2 separate regions of the Homo sapiens genome follow, and region 2 is linked to region 1. A link is a loop called in an ENCODE intact Hi-C map of the cell type or tissue named here. Cell type or tissue: sigmoid colon. All regions are shown on one strand. Links, peaks and the distances in the headings refer to the core of each region. The heading gives the core; the rest is flanking DNA.

Region 1 (8,336 bases), core at 182-8,181:
GCAGCTGCAGCTCTGTCTGAGACAGCAAATGCCTCTGGAAGTTAACTATGCCCTGTGCCCACTCATAAGGTTGCTATAGGCAGGGGTCACTTTAAAGAGAAGAAAGCAGAAGATGTTAGAGAGAAGCATTTATTATAGGAGGTGGGGAGGTGGGAAAGGTCAGTTAGATTCTCCTCCTAATAACACATGACCCAGATGTCCCAGATATCAGATCTATCCCAATCAAATGACAAGGTTTCTTGAAAGGGAAAGTAAATAGCCTGATCCATTATGTGAGCCTCAAATGGTATATGAATGTGCGAGCAAGACAGAAAGAGAGAGAGAGTAAAAACTACAGAGCCTCTTTAAGAGGGAGCAGCTTGTATCCTTAGAAGGACCACTGAGGTCAACAACAGGAAGAGTGAGAAGCTTAAACTTTTTATTTTTTGAGACAGGGTCTTGCTTTGTTGCCCAGGCTCAAGTATAGTAGCACCATCATGGCTCACTGCAGACTTGACCTCCTAAGCTATCCTCCCACCTCAGCCCCCCAGGTAGCTGGGACTGCAGGCGTGCACTACCACGCCCAGCTAATTTTTGAATTTTTTATAGTGATTAGGTCTTGCTGTTGCCCAGGCTGGTCTCAAAATCCTGAGCTCAAGCAATCCTCCCACCTTGGCCTCCCAAAGTGCTAGGATTACAGGCATGAGCCACCACACTCACCAGTACCTTCATGCATGCTCTTATAACTTACATGTGAACAAATGAAAACGGTATCTGTAATTTCTTAGATAAGTCAATTCTGGAGGGAACTTTAAACAACATCCACCCCATATACAAGCAAGGAAAACAAGGACTAGAGGGGTGAATGATGTCTCCAAGGGTTCAAGACAAGTTGAAGCAAAAGCCCGTGGAGCATGTGGCCTCCTAGTACTAACTAGTCCATTTCAGATGTTAAAGGTAAATGTTATAGTTTACCCTATATAGCCCTTTTTAAAAAAATCTAAGTTTTTATCAGAAATAACTGAATTCAGATGAACTGTACTAACAGTTTATTAAATGGATACCTCAAAAGAGCCTTAACTAAGGTTAACTCAAATGTACCTAGTGAGTTGAGTGAGGATTCTCCTGACATAGGATGAAGATCTGGGTCAATTCACCTGTGTCCATCTGTCATTTGCTGAGAAAGACCTATGGGGGAAAAGGGTGAAGGGTTAACTTCGGAATGTCTAACCCTGCATTAGAACAGTTGGAAGGACCATGAAGCATGGGGGAGATGCACAGATTTCCCCTCTGAAAACAACTCCAATGCTACAGAGCCAGGGGAAGGAGGCAGCAGTATATCTGACGCTCTGAATTGGGTACAGCCATTCAGAAGTACAGAGACCTTCCTGAGGTAAGGTCACCTGGAGAGCCAGAGGCTCATTTATGGCAACTTTGATTAAAGGAAAAAAAATTTGCTGAGAGATTCTCAGTGTAGAAAGCAAATAAATATCTCAAGCAAGGGCACCATAGCTCCCCCTTGTAAATGCTGGGCTATGCCTATGAGCCCAGCTTTGCAACCTGGAGTTTCATTTGACCAGCCTAAGGTAGTACCAGCCAAGAAATTAGATCTGCCAGTGTCCCCTTAACAATAGTGATGAAGAAGTGGAGCCTACAGACAGGACTCAAAAGCAGAAATCCCAGCAAAGTGTGGAGCTAAGCCAATGAGGTGAAGAGGCAGCCCATTCAGATCTCAGCCCTGAAATCTCCTTCCCCCTATCTCCCCGCCAAAATCCTGACCACTCCTTTATGCCAAACTCAATCCAACTTGTTCCACGAAGATAAGCCTGTCTGGCTGCGATGGCTCACGCCTGTAAAACCAACACTTTGGGAGGCCGAGGCAGGAGGATTGCTTGAGGCCAGGAGTTCCAGACCAGCCTAGGCAACATGCTGAGATACCATCTCTGTCAGGCTGCTGCCAAAGGCTTTCCTTTCATTGTGTTCCTAAACTTTGCCTCTTTCCATCAGAATTCCCTACCTATGTGTTTTCACCAGTTTGTGAGCTGGACCTTATCTTATTCACATTTGTACGTTCCTCCAGAGCCCAGACATTTGCTTGCCTTTGTAAGAGTGCAAAAATTTATTTACTTTGTTGAATATAGAAGCACACTTAAAGGCTTAAAATGTTACGGCTAGGCATTCCAGCTAGCACCAACTGGGATTGCAGGAAGTATTGCTAAATGGTCCTGAACACTAAATTAGAAAATCCTCTTTTTTTTTTTTTTTACAAGTCTCTATTCAATTCTCACCTCCATCAAGACATTTCTTAGCACATTATTCTAGCATTTGTAGCCAACTTGGCCACTGCTCACTGTGCCCAGATTCTCTGCCTTCTGACATCTCTTCTACTTTTGTCCTTTACTGCTTTTCAACTCCCATATGTTTTTCTTATTATGTATCACAGAGATTAAGAACACAGACTTTGCTATCAAATAGATCTGAGTTCAACTCCTAAGCTAACAGTTACTAATCAAGCACCCTTTGACTTGCCTTCTCTCTAAGTTTTTATATCTGTAAAATGGGAAAATAATAACGCCTACTCCATAGGGTTATTGTGACCATTTAATGAGTCAAATGTAAAGTGCCTAGCATGAATCCTGGCACAATAATAAATGTTAGTTCTTATTTTTACTATTAATATATAATAAATAGCTCCCAGGTTATTAGATATTTTCTTAGGAAATGGACTTCTTTAAATATCTGATTTAAAACTCTTGCCATTCGGCCAGGCACGATGGCTCACGCCTGTAATCCCAACACTTTGGGAGTCCGAGGCAGGTGCCTCATCTGATGTTAGGAGGTCGAGACCAGCCTGACTAACATGGTGAAACCCTGTCTCTACTAAAAATACAAAAATTAGCCAGGAATGGTAGCACACACCTGTAATCCCAGCTACTTGGGAGGCTGAGGCAGGAGAATCACTTGAACCCAGGAGGTGGAGGTTGCAGTGAGCTGAGATCGTGCCATTGCACTCCAGCCTGGCAACAAGAGTGAAACTCCCTCTAAAAAAAAAAGAAAAAGAAAAAGAAGAAGAAAAAAACTCTTGCCATTCTCCTCTGAAAAACAATAGATATACACAAAATTTTGCAAATAATTGCAGGAAAACCATGGAAGCTGTGAATCCATCCTTTCACCTCAGTTTGGGATACCCTGGTATAGCGTGTACTTCAGTCTTCAATCACAGTATATGATTTTTGAGGGCTGAAATTATGTCTTCTGGGTTTTCTGCTCACTATAACACCTATAACAGTGCCGAGAGTTGGAAAACACTTAATAAATACTTGAACATTTGTTGATGCCAAATTTTAATTCTCCATTGAATGTTAGAATTAAGCTCTAAAAATGTGAAGTTATTCTCTTTATTAATAGAGGAAAAAATGAGTTTTGCTTTCCTATTCTTTGGAGGACTTGATGTTAGTATTGCTTTTGCCCAGAACATGAGTTATCAATTCCAAATGGGACTCTCAGTTTCCAAAGTTCTGCGGCCAGTTCCAAGGAAGGACATTCAAGCCCCTAAGCCAAGTCACACTATCTGGGAAGAAAGGGCGTTGTTAGCCAGTGTCTGAACCAGAAGTTTTTCACATCTCTGCGGACAACCAGATGTCATGGTGCACTATTGCAATTGCTTGCATGAGGCCATTTGCAGCATGTCAATTTGTACCAAGTCTAACTTTTTCAACATAGGCTAGAAATTGAGCCAAAAATTCAATAGGAACTCTGTCAATAATTAACTCATGTTATTGAACCCTTTTGTTAATGTAGACACACTATAAATATATATTTATTCAAAAGAATTGATAAAAGGTGCATTTGTCCAAATGTAAATACAGTCGTATGACACGACCTGCAGTTTATGTCCTTCCCTCCCTCTTTCCTTTCCTTTCAGGATTTTTGATATTTTTCCTTCTCCTTTGCTTACCTATGAGTAATAGTTGTAGCATGTTTTGGGGCAAAATAGATGCTGACCAGAAATAGCGTATCTTTTCTTGTCCTATTATTGGAATTAGTTTCTACCTTTCTTGAAGTAATCTGTTAACTAATTGTGCACTCTAACACTTGATCATAATGTGAACTGAAAATGCAATAACAATAGCTAAAGAAGATAAAAGAAAATTTAAAGTCTTTTTTTATAGATCCGGTCAGCATGAAAGCTCAGACCTCAACATTTTTATTCCTTTTTCTTTTCCTAACATATGTGTGGCAGAGACTAAGCAGGTTCTTTTCCTTGAGCCTTTGTGTTCTTCAGACTAACTGACTCTGGCACCCTGCTCAGAAGAATGCAGAGCAGGCCCGTGGGCAAGTGTTGACTTGTTTAAAACACTGTTGAGAGCATTAGGAAGGTTTAAGTAAGGAATTGGGAGCAGATTTTGCTAATTCTGACATTCTGCGCTGCACTATCTGCTAGCCTGGGGGCACGGACTTCCTCTATGGACCTTAACACACAGAAATGAATATAAGGCAATCCTCTATCCCCCACAGGGGCACGCACACACACTTCACACTTCACACTTCACTACCTAAAATAATGTACAACAGTGTATATGAAAGCATACTTAAAAGCAAAAAAACAGGCCAGGTGCAGTGGCTCACGCCTGCAATCCCAGCACTTTGGGAGGCCGAGGCGGGTGCATCACTTGAGGTTAGGAGTTCGAGACCAGCCTGGCCAACATGGTGAAACCTGGTCTCTACCAAAAATACAAAAATCAGCTGGGCGTGGCGGTGCACATTTGTAATCCCAGCTATTCAGGAGACTGAGGCAGGAGAATCGCTCAAACCCTCGAGGCAGAGGTTGCAGAGAGCCCAGATCATACCACTGCACTCCAGCCTGGTGACAGAGTGAGACCCTGTCTCAAAAAAAAAAAAGAAAAGAAAAGAGAAAACAAAAATCAAATCGTAAGACCCTGTGCTTGGTTCCTCTACTCCCACCAACAAGCTAATTCTCTCTATCCTAGTTCTTTGGGACTCTTGTCTGTGAGTGGAACTTGGAGGAGCCCCTCAGATGACAGCTTCCTAAGTGACTTGCAGAAGTGTTCAGAAAAAGCTTAGTTGCCCCGAGCCTTTTCTTCTCATGCCCGCTGTGCATACTCTTTCTATTTGAATGCCAGCAAGGAAACCAGTGCCTCCTCCAGTGCGTTCCTTTCTTCCAGACTTTGAGTGACCTCGAAGACCCACTCTAGTCACTAATGAGTTAAACTTTCTGCCTTCTTAGCCTACCCCACCCTTTAATAATCTTGCTAATGTATAACTTATCTTTGAAGATAGAGATAAGAAGACCCAATCACTCACAACTTGTGTTTAGAACAAAGTTTTGGCTTAATAACTAGAACCAGGAGCAAGTTAGAGGAAATAAGGAATCTGGCTTAGGCCAAAGTCCAGAGCCCCACTTGAGGCCAAGGGAGTGGGCTTATGGGTGAATTCTAAGTATATGAGTAGAGAAAATCAGCCCTGCTTCTGACTCCCATTGAGAGAATTAGACTCTCCTCTTTGCATTCCCTGCATAGCTCTAACAAGCAGGCCAAAGCTTGGCCACAAGCCAATAAGACTTGGAGCAGCCAGCAATCAAGATACCATTTTTTCCTGGTTCACAATGTCTCCAAGTTTCTAGATATGAACTTCCCTTCTTCCAATCCATGAGAATTAAATTTGCAAAGTGACAAAAGCTTTACAGAGAGCAGGGTGGACAAAGCACCCTGGTAGAATCTGGTGCTTAGCTAGAACCTGAGCCGGTTCTATTCATCTTGGTCCTGGGTCTCCTTCCCATCATGTTGCCCATGCTGAGCACAGTTACGCTGTGCTGGCACCAGCCTGTGTAGGTTTAGATGCAGTTGCCAGAAGGTGCTGGATTCAGGTACCCAGGCCTCTGCTGCCTGTCTGGGGGCTTAAATGACCAAACCATGTGACTATAGGGAGTCACTCTCCTTCCTGCCCATGTCACAGCCCCTACAATTTAGTAGGAGCTAGACTCACACAAGGAATTTATTTTTACTTTGGAAAATGGAATAGTGTTATTTTGGCTAATTATCAACATGCAAAAGCCTCATCATGAAAACAAATATACAGTGTGAATGGAACCTACGGGGTTCGCAGTCATCATATTTTATATATCCAAAAGGGTGTTGTCTCCTTTGACATAGTTTCTTCAACTAGTCAGAAGTTTAAATACTTTAAATAAGAGTTCACGACATTTTCATTTTTTAATATCCTCAATGGTGGTAGCTCTGTACTCTTGCAGGGTGGATTTGGGTTTTGAAGGCAACCAAAAGTCATTTAGACTTCAGTCTGAAGACTACCATTGGTTGTCCAGCTGGTTACAGGCAGCAACTAAAATGGTCCCTGGAAATCCCTGCCTCCTTGTATTCATGCCCTTGGGCAATCTCTTCCCCTTGAGTGAATGCATTTTTAAGAAACAGTATATAGCAAAAATGATAGTGTGCCACTTCCAAGATAAGGTTACAAAAAGTGTGGGACTTCCATCTTGCTCACACTCTTCCTATTCCTTTCTCCCTTGTTTGATTTCTGAGGGAAGCCCCTGCAATGGTGTGAGCTGCCCTATGAGAGGCAAGAAACTGGTGTCTCCAGTCCGCAGCTACAGAGAGCCAGAGGTCGGTTAGGAGCTGCCTGAGTGAGCTTGGAGCAGATCTTCCCCCATGCAAGCCTCCACAAATCTGTGGCCCCAGCTGTCACTGTGCTTGCAGCCTCATGACAAACCCTAAGGCAAAGGACCCACATAAGCTTCACCCAGACCCCTGACCCACAGAAATGAAGAGATAGCAAATGTTTGTTTTCACGATGCTCTGTTTTAGGGGTAATTTGTAACACAGTAATAGATAACTAACACAGATTATGTTAGAATCAAATGAGGGTGTGGCCGCTGAGCAAGAAAAATGATTTTCTTTTGTACCTCAAAACTGATGACTCCAAATTAACTCTCATCCTGTCTTAACATGCATCTTACATCTGGGAGCCCCTATCTTCAGGACTATAAGTCTGACACCTCCCCTCTCCGCCTGACAGTGAGCTTAGGGCAGGGACCAATGGACCAATGGACCAAGGCTGGTCTGAGTAGAAGGCTACCTAGCAGGGTGCTTAAGGAATGCCTTTGAGTCTTCCATTCTTTTTCTTTTTATTTCAAATTACTACCCTGTCTTCCTGCTATGGCCAGGATGGGGAAACGTATTTAAACATAGCTTCAGGTACAAGAGCAGTTCTGTCAAAGTAATGAGGAGACCAGTTTAAGTGAGCAATGAACTGAGTTCTAGAGATGGTGGCAGCAGCACTCCCTGCCTCCCCACCCCTAGTATTTAAAATGCCCACCACCCAACCCACATTGTAAGCAAACCTTTATCATCTCCACTCCTTATAACCAAACTCTTCTTTGTCAGCCTTCTCCAGAACTAAATCAGAGAAAACAGGTTATTCGAACTGCTCGAGAGGAATTTCTTCACACACTTAGCCTTCTCTTCCTGCCTCTTAGGAAGCTGCTGTGAGGCACATTCCACTCCCTGATGATGAGAGAGAGAGGGAAAATGAAAAGCAAGATGGAGGCAAAATAGAAAGTCAGGGAGAAAAAGAAATAAAGAGAGGTGACCCCACCTGCCCTACCACTGGGCTACCATGCTGCTTGAGTAGTCACTTCTTTTTCTGACAATGGACTGGCAGGTGTGTTCCTGATTTGCTTGTTGTCTATTTGATATGACATGTCATATCAGTTAGTCCAGTGAGTTAAAATTGCTCAGAAATGTGGTCACAATATATCTCCATTTCCACTTTTGTCCACAAGCTTCTCGACAAAACTGGTTGGCCAACTTTTAAGTGTCTCTGCTCTTCCCTGAGTGGGAAAAGTAAAGACTTCTTTAAAATCTGGAATCATTGCTTTATGAACTCAAAAAAAGAGAGGGAGAAGGGGTGGGGACTGTAATTTCCATGGTAAGCCTTCTGGCCAGGAGGCCAAGTCTAACTTCTTATCTTAAGTGTTGAGTTTATACAGCTGATCTTCTAACAAGACTATTATATGTTGCTTCTGGGCTCAAAATTGTATGGGAATAACTTGTGGAGTCTTTTGTTTATTTGTTTGTTTGTTGTGTTTTGTTTTGTTTTCAGATGGAGTCTCGCTCACCCAGGCTGGGGTGCAGTGGCACGATCTCAGCTCACTGCAACCTCTGTCTCCTGGGTTCAAGCATTTCTCCTGTCTCAGCCTCCTGAGTAGCTGGAATTACAAGCGCATGCCACCACACCCAGCTAATTTTTGGGTTTTTAGTAGAGACAGGGTTTTGTCATGTTGGCCAGGCTGGTCTCAAACTTCTGATCTCAGATGATCT
Region 2 (8,336 bases), core at 311-8,310, 130 kb after region 1:
GCATGCCTGTAGTCCCAACTACTCAGGAGGCTGAGGCAGGAGAATCCCTTGAACCAGGGAGGCAGAGGTTGCAGTGAACCGAGATCGCACCACTGCACTCCAGCCTGGCGACCAAGCAAGACTCCATCTCTAACTAACTAAATAAATAAATAAATAACAAAAAATGTAAACAACCAAACAGACATATCTGTCTGTTCATTATAAGGAAGAACTCTATAACTTTTAAAACCAGCCAGCAGTGAATCTACCTGTTCTGTTAGGTAGTGAATGCCCCATCACTGGACTCTCCCAGCCCAAGACCATTAAACTACCTGCAAAAGGTTTGAAGAAGAGGCTTTGGTATAGACTGGTATGCTTATTAATTTCCTAGGGCTGCTGTAACAAAATACCACAAACTCGGTGGCTTAAAACAACAGAAATGTATTGCATTACAGTTCTAGAAGTCCAGAATTGGCAGAGCCATGATCCCTCTGAAGGTTCTAGGAAAGAATCCTTCCCTGCCACTTCCTAGTTGCTGGCAGTCCTAGAAATGCTGGGCATTGGCCGGGCGCAGTGGCTCACGCCTGTAATCCCAGCACTTTGGGAGGCCGAGGCGGGCAGATCACGAGGTCAGGAGATCGAGACCATCCTGGCTAACGCGGTGAAACCCCATCTCTACTAAAAATACAAAAAAATTAGCTGGGCGTGGTGGCGGGTGCCTGTAGTTCCAACTACTCGGGAGGCTGAGGCAGGAGAATGGAGTGAACCTGGGAGGCAGATCTTGCAGTGAGCCGAGATCGCACCACTGCCCAGCGTGGGAGACAGAGCGAGACTCCCTCTCAAAAAAAAAAAAAAAGAAAAGAAATGCTGGGCATTCTTGGCTGGTAGCTGTTTCACTCCAATCTCTGCTTCTGTCTTTATGTGGCCTTCTTCCCTCTGTGTGTGTGTGTCTCCAAATCTGTCAGTCCTTATAAATACACCCGGGATTGGTTTAGGGCCCATCCTAATCCAGTATGACTCCATTTTAACTTGATTACATCTGCAAAGACCCAATTTTTAAATGAAATCACATTCATAGGTATCAGGGGTTAGGACTTCAACATACCGCGGGATGAGGAGTAATAGTTGGGAAGATATAATTAAACCGCGCTTAGGTATGACTAGTTGACTGATATGATGATCCCACCTATGGTGAGATTTTAGGAGTTATATAAATCCTCTCTTACCAAAATGATGTCATTAATTTGTCCAACAACCATTAACTAGCTTCATTCTCTAGTACTATTCTATTTTTCAAAAACATGACATCTTACTAACGCTTTAAGTCTTGTATTTTATGGATGCTTGAGGAACCTTAGACAATGCCTTGAGTCAAAGCCCAGAGTACAGGGTGCTATAATTACTGTGTCTTTTACTTCATGTTCACATTCGCTGGCCTCACATTTGCTGTGTATTCGGAAATACAAATACAGATTACAATACCAAACATGAGTTATATGTTGAACATGAGATAGAATGAATTTCTAAAACTCTATTAGTTTTAATGATAAACTAGAGCTTAAAAATTAGCCCTATATTTTCCCGTAGAAAATTACAAGCTGAGGGCCGGGCGCAGTGGCTCACGCCTGTAATCCCAGCACTTTGGGAGGCCGAGGCGGGCAGATCACGAGGTCAGGAGATCAAGACCATCCTGGCTAACACAGTGAAACCCCGTGTCTACTAAAAATATAAAAAGTTAGCCGGGCATAGTGGTGGGTGCCTGTAGTCCCAGCTACTCAGGAGGCTGAGGCAGGAAAATGGAGTGAACCTGAGAGGCAGAGCTTGCAGTGAGCTGAGATTGTGCCACTGCACTCCAGCCTGGGCGACAGTGCAAGACTCCGTCTCAAAAAAAAAAAAAAAGAAAATTACAGACTGAGGCCGGGTGCGGTGGCTCACACCTGTAATCCCAGCACTTTGGGAGGCCAAGGCAGGTGGATTACCTGAGGTCAGGAGATTGAGACCAGCCTGGCCAACATGGTGAAACCTTGTCTCTACTAAAAATACAAACATTAGCCGGGTGTGATGACACCTGCCTGTAGTCCCGGCTACTCAGGAGGCTGAAGCAGGAGAATCGCTTGAACCCAGGAGGCAGAGGTTGCAGTGAACTCAGATTGCATCACTGCACTCCAGCCTGGGTGACAGAGCAAGACTCAGTCCCTCCAAAAACAAAAACAAAAAATTACAAACTATTCTCTCTAGTGAATCAGAAAACAGCTTTCATGACTTAAACCTAGTATCTTACTCTAATCTGTATGCATCTTGGCCTTAAAATGTAGCATTTTGGATACATACACTTAGGTGATTTGGCTTCATTGTTTTGTTTTGACAGGCAGCTTTTGTATCTGTCTTCTATAATTTAGTCTAGGGCTTCTCAACCTCCACACTATTGATGTTTTGCGCTTGATAACTCTGTTGTGGGAGCTGTTCTGTGCATTATAAGATGTTCAATAGCATCCCTGGCCTCTACACACTAGATGCCAGCAACACCTTACCTGCCACCTCCACCCAATGGGACAACCAAAAATGTCTGTGGATATTGCCCAGTGTCCCTGGAGGGGAGGTTGGGCAATATCATCCCAAATTAGGAATCACTGCATATTTGATGAAAATTAACTGCATTTTTTTAAATAGTGAGAAAAGTAGCATTGTTACATCATTGCAAAAATGTTGATGTCTGTGTGCACATGTATGTTTATTGCAGCACTATTCACAATAGCAAAGACTTGGAACCAACCCAAATGTCCATCGGTGATAGACTAGATAAAGGAAATGTGGCACATATACACCATGGAGTACTGTGCAGCCATAAAAAAGAATGAGTTCATGTCTCTTGCAGGGACATGGATGAAGCTGGAAACCATCATTCTCAGCAAACTAACACAGGAACAGAAAACCAAACACGGCATGTTCTCACTCATAAGTGGGAGTTGAACAATGAGAATGCATGGACACAGGGAGGGGAACGTCACACAGTGAGGCCTGTCAGGGGTGGGGGGAAAGGGAGGGAAAGCATTAGGACAAATACCTAATGCATGCAGGGCTTAAAACATAGATGACAGGTTGATGGGTGCAGCAAACCACAATGGCACATGTATACCTATGTAACAAACCTGCACATTCAGCACATGTATCCCAGAACTTAAAGTAAAATTTTAAAATAAATAAATAAAAACCTTCATGTCTTGCTTAATAGAAGACAGTTGGATTCTCATGTCTACTACTTCTTTCATTCTGCTGATATAGTTGGAAAATGGAGGAGTATTTTAATAGCCTTTTTAAATAGTTGTGGATATTTTTCTTTAATATTACCCCAAAATCACCAAGTAGTAGTTTCTTAAACGTTGCTTGTCAAATTAAAATTCTTCTGTCTATCTTTCACTTTGAATGGATCTCTTACCCATGCATTGATCATTTGGAAAATACTGGTTCAGTGATTTACGTTGTTCTTCCCAAATTTGATGTGTTTTATTATCAATGTTATTATTATTATTATTATTTTAATATTTTAAAAAATTACAATTGTTAGCTGGGCACAGTCAGGTTTACCTGTAGTCCCTGCTACTTGAGAGGCTTAGATGGGAGAATCGCTTGAGCCCAGGAGTTCTAGTCCAGCCTGGGCAACATAGTGAGACCCCTTCTCTAAAAACATTTTTTTTTTCTAAATCACATTGTTAACATCATCACCAATCTCATCAGCAAAGCCTTAAGTATTAGGATGTTGTCAAGCCCACAGTGGTGAATACGAATTTTCTGATATTCTATTTTTTACTTGAAAGCTTAAATTTTATCACTGGCAACAAATACCGCCAGTTGTTTTCCTTGAAGTGACAGACTCACTTCATTAATTTTTGAGAAAATGTCTGACAAATACTCAAGTATGAATAACTATAATTTGTCTGTCAGTTGTTCTTTCAAGTAAAAAAAAAAAGTGTATTGTGAAAAATGGCTCTTCAGCTTGTATCTCATACAATTAAACATGCACTTTTCCTCACACCGACTGTCATACTTCAGCATGCAGCCACAGCGTTTTCTGTGCAGTTCCCATTTTGTCATACAGAGTATTTTTAAAGTGTACATAATGGTTGAGATTTAAGAAGTTTTTTTAATGCTGTTTCAAAGACATTCTTTTTTAAAACTATAGACGGCTTCACAAATGTGTATGCCATCCTTGCATAGGGGCATTTCAATTTTAGTATATGTGCTGCTGAAGCGAGCACTCAAAGACATTCTTTTTTTTTTTTTTTTATCTATCAAGCTTTTATTTAAATGCCATAATCCAGGATGGATTTTAGATCTTGTTGAAAGCAGCCACATCCATGGACTGCACATAGTCCTCAAAAGCAGTGATCTGCTCCTCCAGAATATCTGTTCCAACTTTATCATCTTCAACTACACACTGTATTTGGTTTCTTAATTCTGTATCCCACTGGAACTAGTTTAGATGAGCCCCAGACTAAGCCGTCTGCTTGAATGCTTCTGACGCACTCCTCTAATTTCGCCAGATCTGTCTCCTTATCCCAAGGTTTCACATTTAGTAAGATGGAAGACTTGGCAACAAGTGCAGGGTTTTTGGCTAACTTTGATTCATATTGTGCAAGACTTTCTTCCCTTAGCCTCTTTGCTTCTTCACTTTCCTCCTCATCATCAGATCCAAAGAGATCAATGTCATCATCATCTTTACTATCTGTACCTCCACTTCCTGTAGCGTCTTCCACATTGGCAGGACCATACTTGCCCAAAGCTTTCTTCACTCCTGGCAGGCTGGCCTTTTCCTTTTCATAAGACTTGACATGATTATACCAACGTAGGGCATGACACAAGCCAGCAGGCTGTGGGCCGGACACGGCTTCAAATATTGCCACATCTGCTTGTGATGGCACATACCCCTCAATGTAGCTCTTGTCCACCAGGTAATCGTTGAGCACCTGGAGGCCCGCGGGACTTTTCAGGTCTCCGAAACCCATGGTGTCGGCTGTATCTGAGAGCTGGGGAGCAGCAGAAAGAGAGCGCGCAACTTGTGGGCACCCCGCGCTGAAGAGAGGAAAAAGCTCAACGACATTCTTAAGTGAAACAGTGAAACTGGTTTGTTTTTTTTTTTTTTTCTGCAAGAGCCTTGTGGTGAAGAATACAGTATCTGCTGGCATAGTTTTATGCTACTGTTATGGTTTACGCTAAAGCACAAACACCATTGATGTAAATATCAACACAATGAGAAAGGCTATTATTAATAATACTAATATTATTAATACTAAGGCAAACAATGTCTTAGTATTACTATAAAAACTAGTTTTGACCTTGGGGACCCCCAGAGGCCCAAAGACTACACTTTGAGAACTGCTGGTCTATGAAGATCATTCCGCTCCACACTTAATTTGAACGATATAGAAAATATCTGCTGACAGACTTGCACGATAGTAGATACACTTCATCAAAGTAGAATTTAGTATATTCTAGGAACTGCATGTAGCATTGCAGGAACATACCTCTCACTACCAATCAAAATTGTTGAAAGACTGCTGGGCACGGTGGCTCACGCCTATAATCCCAGCACTTGGGAGGCTGAGGCAGGTGGACAGGTGGATCACTTGAGGTCAGGAATTCGAGACTAGCCTGGCCAACATGGTGAAAACTTGTCTCTAAAAAATACAAAAATTAGCCAGATGTGGTGGTGGGTGCCTGTAATCCCAGCTACTCAGGAGGCTGAGGCAGGAGAATCACTTGAACTCGGGAGGCGGAGGTGGCAGTGAGCAGAGATCACACCACTGAACCTCAACCTGGGTGACAGAGCAAGACTCCGTTTCAAAAAAAAAAAAAAAAAAGAAAGAAATTGTTGAAAGACTTGTTTGCTCTCTTTGTCAAGAGTCTCAGAGGTTAGAAATATTTCCACAACATTTTAGTTTGTCTCGATGGAGCTGACAATTATGTACTTTCCTATATCTTTTTTGAAACTGTTTCCACATTTGGCCTAGACCCTCTTGGAGTAATGAGTTTCAAAACCTTGTGTGTGAGCACTCCTTTCTGGGATTTGTAGAAAACTTGATTTTTTTTTTTTTTTTTTTTTTTCTCAAAGAGTAGGTCGCAGTTCCAAGGAATTTGGTAAGGAAGTGTGCATTCTCTCAATTTCTAACACAATGCCTTGTTCAAATTAGGCACTCAATAAATATTTGTTGACTATAAAACTTAACTGATTGACCTCTTTTACGATCTTGGTAGTTTTATGATCTGATGAGATGACTCTCAACCTTCATCCATCTAGACTGGAGAGGGCAATTTTTTAGACCCCTGGAACATTTGAAGGTGAAAGTAAGGCTCTTTATTGAAAACAGAGTGATTAAGGAAACATCTGCATACTGAAGAGTAAACCCGCCCCTTCCCCAAGGCCTTTCCAAAACGCTTGCTGCCGGTCTTTCATGCACACCCTACCATCAGGCAACTGAATGATTCTGTCTGAGAAAGCTGATAAGCCCAAGAGATAAATCTTAAAGATAACTGGCATTTGGGATTCCACAAAGAACCAGATGGGCCTTGTGTACAGAAAGGCCTACCATATGACAAGCCCCACCCTAAGCACACAGGAGAAAAAAGGAAGATGGTATCCCACAGAAGAAAAGAAGTGATGAGAATTTCTAGGATGATAGTCAAGGAAGTCTGGGGATAACAACTCTTCAGTAAGCCAGATTGGAATAAGAAGATGGAGTACTCCAAGAGGGATGTCTTCAAGGGGGGAAAAATGGAACATAGAAATTACCAATTAAATTTGACAACATTGAGGGGCATGTTAGACACTTGAATGGAGAATTTAGGGATAACTTATTGCTATGTGAATAGAAAATTATAAATACAAAAGAAGCAATTAACCCCTGTAAAATTTAGAAGTTATACAAGGAAAAAATGTGTTCACAGGGTACCACATGGCTCAACCGAGAACAATACTTACATGATCAAAATAATGTAAATACTGTACTCTGACTTGGCTAAAAATTGTGAAAGATTTATGTTGGGAACATAAAGATGAAGAAGTAATTGTGTGCAGTAAAGTCTAGGGATGGTAGTTATTAAAGAACTAAATCCTAATTTAATAGAGAAAATCATGTCTAAATCAAGAAGTAGCAATATAAGCATGTTTCTTCAAAAATGGAATTTAAAATCAGAAAAGCCTGAAAGTTGAAAGTAGTTCCTCTAGGTAGTGGAACTCAGGAATGGGCAGGGTTAGACAAGATTAATTCTTTTTCCTTGTAAACCTTATAGAGTGATCAAGTTAAAAAAATGCCTACATATATTACCTCAAATTACCTAATAAAAATTAAAAATAAGGCCAGGCACGGTGGCTCACGCCTGTAATCCCAGCACTTTGGAAGGCTGAGGCGGGTGGATCACGAGGTAAGGAGATCAAGACCATCCTAGTTAACACAGTGAAACCCCGTCTCTACTAAAAATACAAAAAATTAGCCACGCATGGTGGCAGGCTCCTGCAGTCCCAGCTACTTTGGAGGCTGAGGCTGGAGAATGGCATGAACCTGGGAGGTGGAGGTTGCAGTGAGCCAAGATCGTGCCACTGCACTCCAGCCTAGGCGACAAAGCAAGACTCCGTCTCAAAAAAAAAAAAAAATTAAAAATAAGTTAGTAAGTCAAAGATGTTTTACTTTGCACATAGATGGATCTGACTACATAATCAGGCTTTTGCCTAAAAGTTTGTGGTAAACTATATATACTATTTGAATTTTTTCTATGTAGGCACAGAGAGCAGCCACACGTCAGACTTTCTTTGACCTTCTCCCATAAGAATGTATCTGCAGTGTGTCTTATCTTCTCAAAATTCATATATAGTTAATTGAATTAAGAATTTGGGCCAGGCACTGTGGCTCACGCCTGTAATCCCAGCACTTGGGGAGGGCAAGACAGGCAGATTACGAGGTCAGGAGTTCAAGACCAGCCTGGCCAACATAGTGAAACCCCGTCTCTACTAAAATTATAAAAATTAGTCAGATGTGGTGGCGGGCACCTGTAATCCCAGCTACTCGGAAGGCTGAGACAGGAGAATCGCTTGAACCTAGGAGGCAGAGGTTGCAGTGAGCCGAGATGGAGCCATTGCACTCCAGCTCGGGCAACAGTAAGAAACTCTGCCTCAAAAAAAAAAAAAAAAAAAAAGAATTTGATCTAACTTCCTTTCCAACCTGATCTGCTTGACATATCCCATATGAACAATTCTCTCTAGACAGACTGGTCTACTTCTTATGATTTGATTATGCCATTTGGCCAAAGTTAAAATTTCTTTCTCCCCTTCTCCTTCCAGAGCTTTGCCTATCAAATTTTTGATA

The links. Peaks named below come from ENCODE experiments on the same cell type or tissue, not always from the same donor. Only the 100,000 strongest peaks of a DNase experiment are listed, where the experiment ranks them.
Region 2: it touches region 1 in a loop (2.3-fold over the local background); 2 of 110 quality-filtered maps call a loop at or near these places.

What each region holds. Positions count from the first base shown.
Region 1 is chr5:68,028,892-68,037,227 of GRCh38, forward strand. No RefSeq gene overlaps it. Among named protein-coding and RNA genes, the nearest start is that of LINC02219, 160 kb to the right of the region's middle. In sigmoid colon, for the core only: no CTCF peak of the experiment used is centred there; DNase peaks (open chromatin) are centred at 3,548 and 5,520.
Region 2 is chr5:68,154,912-68,163,247 of GRCh38, forward strand. It overlaps the pseudogene RNU6-1232P and the pseudogene EEF1B2P2. Among named protein-coding and RNA genes, the nearest start is that of LINC02219, 31 kb to the right of the region's middle. In sigmoid colon, for the core only: no CTCF peak of the experiment used is centred there; a DNase peak (open chromatin) is centred at 4,520.